Linked DNA regions of Homo sapiens: region 2 is linked to region 1. Evidence: chromatin contacts called from ENCODE Hi-C or POLR2A ChIA-PET data. All regions are on one chromosome and are shown on one strand. Each heading gives the region's core, a stretch centred on a gene start or an enhancer-like site at or near the end of the contact. The rest is flanking DNA. Distances are from core to core; before and after follow the strand shown. Region 1 overlaps LOC102723446 (a long non-coding RNA gene). Region 2 has its middle 540 kb from the start of IGFBP3.

Evidence for each region. A loop is a pair of places that touch in the nucleus more often than their neighbours do. ChIA-PET counts read pairs that join two places held with the same protein, here RNA polymerase II (POLR2A). Pooled maps may share reads with other maps.
Region 2: a loop to region 1 is called in a pooled map, with 2.2 times the contacts of the local background. The contact joins two enhancer-like sites. A Hi-C loop is called at or near these places in 2 of 50 pooled maps. POLR2A ChIA-PET finds 5 or more read pairs at or near these places in 2 of 52 experiments (MCF 10A and PC-9).

What each region holds. Positions count from the first base shown.
Region 1 is chr7:45,976,540-45,980,088 of GRCh38, reverse strand. It overlaps LOC102723446 (a long non-coding RNA gene), which reads right to left. Exons shown (of 4, transcript NR_187744.1): 2 at 1,621-1,739; 3 at 62-180. Among named protein-coding and RNA genes, the nearest start is that of IGFBP3, 57 kb to the right of the region's middle. RefSeq lists an enhancer at 1,263-2,462. Within about 2 kb of position 1,813, at least 15 of the 41 ENCODE cell types and tissues checked have a DNase peak (open chromatin) inside an H3K27ac peak, as active enhancers do.
Region 2 is chr7:46,454,948-46,458,427 of GRCh38, reverse strand. No RefSeq gene overlaps it. Among named protein-coding and RNA genes, the nearest start is that of IGFBP3, 540 kb to the right of the region's middle. Within about 2 kb of position 2,012, at least 2 of the 41 ENCODE cell types and tissues checked have a DNase peak (open chromatin) inside an H3K27ac peak, as active enhancers do.

The DNA.
Region 1 (3,549 bases), core at 564-3,063:
AGCCCATGACTCTGTCACCTGTGTTACCTGCATTAGCTCACCGCCCTGTTACCTGAGTTACCTGCGTTAGCTCACTGTCCTTGATGGTGCCTCTCAAAGCACCTGTGGTAAAGGGATCCAGGTGTGTGTTTTAATATCCATTCCATTGAAAACTGTTCCTCTTGTAAAATAAGTATGGTCCTAGAAAAATGAAATGAAGACAAAACACAAATCCCATTTTTTGTTAGATTCAACAGATATGAAATTACTCTGCCTAATTGCTGTAAAGTTCACATTGATTTACTCTCAATTTCTGTTCTTCCCTGTTGCGAGCCAGTGAGACACCCAGCCCTGGTCAGCCGGCCACATCCAGGAGCCTGGTGTGGCCCTCAACCAGTCCTCACCACAAACCTAGGATGCTGGCCCTGCTCCTGTCCTACAGATGGGAAAACTCAAGCCCAAGATTGTAGAGTCTCAGCCCAGGCCTTTGCCCTGCCAAACACCTGGGCACACCTGTGAGCCTAGCTCCTTCCTGACCTCCAGCATGATCAGGGACAGCAGGGACAAAGATCAGAGACGAAGATGACCCAACATGTGTTCTCCCTTGAGGAGGACCACAGATGCCTGAGATCAATGGGTGGACAACCCATGACTGCATCATGGTGTGACAGAGAAACGGTTGGCAGGCCACATGCAACCACAGAGCAGGGAAGAAGAGAATCCTCCCTGCCAGTACAGGGAGAGCCCCTTTCAGCCCCTGGCTCATGCCCCAACCTGGAGACTCAGTTTCACCTGCTCAGCCCTCTCCACACCTGACCTCGAGTTCCACAAACAGAGATGATGATTTATGTGTTTTCACTTCCATCCCCCTTCCCACCTAGCAAGGCATCTGCTCATAAGCAATATCCACAAGAAGTTATTTAAAGGAAATAATCAGCAGAAGAGAAAGTTGGGATGCAGTGGCCTCTTCAAGTCCCCTGCACACCCCCACCCATGCATCCTGTCACAATGACTGTAGTGTGTGAATTCCTATTACTCCCTTTACAGAGGAAGAAAAGAGGTACTCTTGCCCAATATTTTCTTGGGCCTCTGGGCCATCCAGGGCCACAGCCATAGTCCAGGGGTTGAGTTTTGTCTATGCAGCCTCCCCTACTGACCATGAACTCCTCAGGGGCAGGAACATGCTCATCCCTGTCCCATAACTCCAGGCAAGTGGCCCACCAAGGGGCCAAGCACAAGACATCTGCCCTGATATCGGTTGTTCCAGAAACACTAGCGCCTTCTGGGGCCCCATTCTTGCTGCCAAGACTTAAGTAGTCACAAAAACCTACTGTCCCCTATCCTGCTGGTTGAAAGAAAGTATTTAGGGCAACTCAGAGACACTAAGGAAGGAAATGCTTTTCAAACTTTGCAGACTGTAACATGCAAAGGGTTTGAATGTCTCATAGTGAAGTTTTTGTTTTAAGGAACCTGAATATAAAATTAGGAATGAGCTGGAATGCTGTCTTGGACTCCTCGGAGCCTGGAATTTCTCCGACCTTCCCCATAATTGGAGCTGCCCCGTGAGTCTGAACACGCACCCTGTGTGGACGTGAGTTCACTCAGTGAAAAGCTCCCGCTTGCTTAACTCTCACAGCTCACCTTTAAGTGTTTGCGTGGGTGACTTCTTCTGTTGCCCAGACAACCACACTGTCACCGGGCATTTAGCTGTTGACACGTTAGGCATGTTTCACTGCATAGTGAATCAGCATTCTCTGTCTCTGGAATGAAACGAGGAAATTAAACATCAGAAACTTCTAAAGTGGCAGGAGGGCTGAAGTAAGAAATGCACAAGAGGTGACTCATCCTACTTTGATTCTGTGCCTTGGCCACAGACACAAGTTAACCCTGTAATGCCCACTTGGGAACAGTGGCTCCCGGCTCTTAGGCATGCCCAGCCCCTGGCTGCAGCAGGCTCTGACAAGGCTCTGGTGAGAGATGGCAAATACAGTGCCTTTGGGGCCAGCAGACAGCATCATTGCATGGAGAGGTGAGAAGTGAAAAATGCCAGCTCACCCTAAATGCACTCAAATCCCTGTCTTTTCCTCAGTACAGGTCAAAAGAATGATCCAGATTCAGCTCAACTGTGATCCCTGAGATATTCTTTCATGAAATAATTCTTGTAGCCAACACCCTATTGGGACAACCCTTGCTGATTCTGAAAGGTTGTCTATGTCCCTTATTTACTTCCAGCTTCATAATGTCATAGAGATTCTAAGGTGGGGATTCCCATTCATCCCTTTACAAGGGAAGAAAGGAGACACTCTTGACCAAGATCTTTAGACAGACAGCAGAACCGTATAGTTGACTCTGAGATTAAAAACCCAGTGCTCTTTACTCAATAAAATGCTGCCTCTCTAGTGAAATAAGTTAATGCACCTTTATAAATCACCTTATTTTGTGGTTACTCCTTATTTTGAGCCTTATTTCCAGTGGGTTCTCTGGCTGCTCTACCATGTAGTCTTGTTGAACTCCTCATCTGGAAGGGCCACATCTATCATGTGGGGTAAATGAGATCATTTCAGACCTTGGAGTCATAGACCATGAAGAACCTTGGAGGTAAATGGAGAAGAGTAAAGGGCACCATCATTGCTGCCCAGCCCCATCCACCGCACCCGGCACCCACCACCCTGCACTAAGTCCGAGGACAGCAAAGAGGCCAAGTGCTCCTCTCCAAGGGTGTCCCATGTCTTTCTGGGCACCAGATAGTGGGGCCTGTGGTTAATTCCCAGAATGCTGAAAATGTAGGGTTGTATGAAGATAAAAGAAAATAATATGTGTCTAGTATTATGTAAACTGCAAAGAGTAACATCCAAGGAGGGCGTTACCCCATGAGAAATCAACAGACTTGCTACAGCCCATACACAGTATCTGAGGGCGGCTTTGCTGAGGGGCTGGGGTCCTGGGGAGCTGCACCACTTCCAACACCCAAAGCCACCAAAAATTTCCCTCCACTTTGAGCTTTATCTTCCTGTGTTCCCATAGCGTTATGAAGAGAATCCAGAGATGACACCAGCCTTGCTGAGTGCACCTGGTGATGTTTGCTTTAAGGCCAGGGGGTCTTTAGAGAGACCATGACTCATGCTGGGGAGTGGAGCTGAGAGAACAGGGGGTCCCCATCCTCAAGGAGCCCCACACAATGGCAGCTGCAGACATGGAAAGAGAAAGTTATGAGGAAAACAAAGTAAGTTCTACAATAAAGCTCAGAGCCACTTGTCCTTTAACCAGACTGGCTGAGCTGATCCCAACAGGCTGGTGAAGAAAGGAGAGCCCCACCTGCTAAGAAGATTCTGGACACCAAGACCACGGTAGTATTTGAGGATGACCCCTGGGATGCACACAGGGACATGGGTTGCACCTAGAGGGGACGTCAAGGATTCCTCAGGCCCTGGGAGTGTCCAGGAGATGGATGAAGCCCTCCCAAGGTTGGCAGAGCAAGGGCTCCCACCCAGAGCCCTTTCCCGGGTGGATGGAGGAGCCCCTATCACCTCCATGTGTCTGTAGCATGCAGCTCTTCACTTCCCCACCCAG
Region 2 (3,480 bases), core at 763-3,262, 480 kb before region 1:
ATTTGGCTACAATTCCCATATCTGCAAAGATCAAGCAAACTTCTCTGTAAGTTAGTAACTATTATTATTATTACTGCTACTACGACTAGTCTAGGAGTTTCTAATGGTCCTAAAGGAAACCAAAACTATTTAACCCCAAAATATACTTCTTTGACATATTTTGAGATGGCTGTTCAGAGGTCCTGCAGATAAAAGTAGCCTTGCAAAGCTGTCTTTTGTGGGGGAAATTTCCTCAGTAGAGGAAATAAAGTGAAATAAACAATGGATGCAAGTAGGCTTTCTCTGGAGGCCCCTGTGTCTGGATCTAGAAAAGATTAACTGAGAGTCTGATACCCTTAATGGTCTGATGAAAACCATTACCACTGATTACCATCTACTCTCTCTGAGGGCTGCTACCTGGGGTTTCATCTGCGTGAAGTTTCCAACTGCTTTTGCCCTACACTTTTCCTTTATTCCCTTTCCCATAACCTGTCTTGCCCTATTCCAAGCCCCTCTTCTTTCTGTAACCTCAGGATGGATGAAACTTGTACCATCTGGTCCTTTCTTTGAGTTTTCTTATTTTTTATGACTTCCATTTACACATGTGCATGTAATATATTTGCATGCCATTTTTCCTATTAATTTGTCTATTATCAGTTTGTTTTATATATTCAAATTATCCAGACTTCAACGGGAAAATTTAAACTTTCCTACAGTCCCAACACACTTCTGTGAGCACTTTTAAAGCTCCTGGGATGAAACTACCTTTGCCAAAATTAGAACAGTGAGAAAATTATGACAGTGAAAGAGATCTGATCTAGCAAAACTGTCTTGCCTTTAACCTCTTAACTACCCTTAATCATTCCTGGGTTTAGGCCAAGATAACTTTGGGAGACATTTAGTTTATAGTTTAAATAATAATAATAGTCCTTCCCCAAAACTAAACTGACTTTGTAAAGCTAGTGAAAAACCATCAGGTTAGATGGATGAGAAGCCTGAATTCTGCCAAGGTATAGACTTAAAAACAATTACCAGCCATTATTCCGGATGTCACAAGATATGAAATTTCACTAATTACTCCTGCAGATAACATCATTATTATGGAACTGAAGATTAGCCTTTGAGATGTCTTTTCAGGTTTTTGCATTTCTAATGATGATGGCTCCACCTGGACCCACCAGCCATCCTGTGGCCCCACCCAGAAGAGAACCACTATCCACACCCCCATTCCCTTGCCCGCCAAACTATTCTGGAAAAACCCTAGCCCCCAAGTTTTGGGGGAGTTGATTTGAGTAATAACTTTGTCTTCCAGGTGGCATGGCTGGCCTCATGTCAATTAAACTCTTTATCGAAGTGCTGTGGTCTTAGTCAATTGGAGTTGTTTGTGCAACAGGCAGTAAGAACTCGTGGGGTGTTTACAGGGAGAGTACCAATTAACACAATAGTTACAATGAACACTCAAGATGTGAGATATAATAATAAATATTTTATTTGTGCTTCTCTGCCTTCCCCTGCGAGTCACCATTGTGAGTCTCTTTATGTCTTTGAATTTTCTGTTTTTCTACTTTTTACTGTATTTTTCTTGATTTATAAAGATAATACATGCTCTTTAAACAAAACTCAAATATTATATAACTAAGAAAAATAAATGTTTCAATAATTTTATCTTTTAAGTTAATGATATTGATGCAAATTATTTCACATTTTTCTTTTACATACTTCTCCCATTAAGAATTAGCTATTTTATTATTATTAGCTCCTTTATATTAAATAATGGAATCACTGAATATCTAGAAATCAACAAATCCTTTCTAGATACCATGGTTAAGCATAGCTTGGCTTGGTAAGCAAAACACATATTCTGAATACTTAAAACCAAAATCTTTGGGATGTTTTTTCTCTTGGCTCATGTGCAATTCCATAACACTGACGCATAACATTCCATTAAGTTAGATGCCAGTGGGAAAGTCTCACGTGACTATGCTGCATGTTCAGTCTCTAGACACACTCTGTCCATGTCTGCAGCTGAGCCTTTCCCTTAAGCATTTTTCTGACCCTGGACACATCTGGACTCCTGCCGTGGTGTGAGCACCTCACAGGCCCTGCCCTTGTTCAGTCTGTGTCTGTTTCTCTAACTCCAGGCACAGTGCCTGGGCTAAACTGAATAGATTCTCAAGAATTCTTGTGAAGCACAGTAATAGGTACATTTTACAAGGAAAACCAAGAAGAAATGCAGGTTGATATATATCATAAGCCAAAATTCGGGTGTGCAGATTGGATCCAAGAAGTGTGTGAGTCAAATGGACTACGACAACTGGCTTCACTCCAGCAGCTTGATTAGAGCCCTGGGCAAAGAAGTGTCTGGTACTCTCTGCCACACCACACACCTTGGCATGCTTAGGTTCCAGGGCACCGTGGGTAATCCTTGGCACTATTTTTTTTTTTTGAGATGGAGTCTCGCTCTGTCGCCCAGGCTGGAGTGGAGTGGTGCAATCTCAGCTCACTGCAAGCTCTGCCTCCCGGGTTCATGCCATTATCCTGCCTCAGCCTCCAGAGTAGCTGGGACTACAGGCGCTGGCCACCACGCCGGGCTAATTTTTTGTGTTTTTAGTAGAGATGGGTTTCACCGTGTTAGCCCTTGGCACTATTTTTATATGGTACAGCCATAAAATGGAATGAGTTTGTAAAAGTGAGACCCTATGATGAAGAGTTTGTGACTGTCAAAGCTGTGGACAATGTTAGGGTTAAAGGGAGAGCGCATTCGCTATTTTCCAGTATCTAAATAGAGGTCATGTAGAATTGAAGACCACTCTCATTTGGACTGACTTCAAAAGATAAATTTATAAGATGTGACAAAATAAGATTTAGTGTATTATGAGGAATGTTCTATATGATTCTTCAGGTGCACCCTGTCCAGTTGAATCCCAGTTGCCTGGAGGGATGACCCACTGATTAGTAGCCTTTACAGCTTTCCTTCCTCCCATGCCTCACCTCCCTATTCTCTCTCTTGTGCTTCTTGGGGAATCACCTCCAAACGGAACCTCTTGCACTTAAGATCTTGCTTCAGGATCTACTTTTAGGTAGAATCTAAACTAAGACATCTATTCCTGCAGGTGTGGGGCTAGGTTATGGAGTATATCCTAGTCCTCACTGTTGAAGAGCACGGTCTGTTTGGAGCAGATGGACATTACAATGAAAAAGGACTGTGAGAGGGATTCCATAAGGTCATAAGACACATGAAGCAGGTGGTAATCAATTCCACTCAGGATGCTGAAAGAAGACTTACAGAAGTGTCCCCTTGAGAGGGAACTTGAAGAATAAGCAGAAACTGACCAGGCTCATAATAGATTAGCAGTGTTTCTGGCACAGAAAATGCCATGTGCACAGAGAAGGAGGCTGCAAGCAACCACAAGACAATCAGGAGTGACTCCAGGAAGACTGAACAGCAGCCTGGGAAGCCACGGGAAAACAGAAGGAGACGGAACTGCAGAGCTTGAGCTT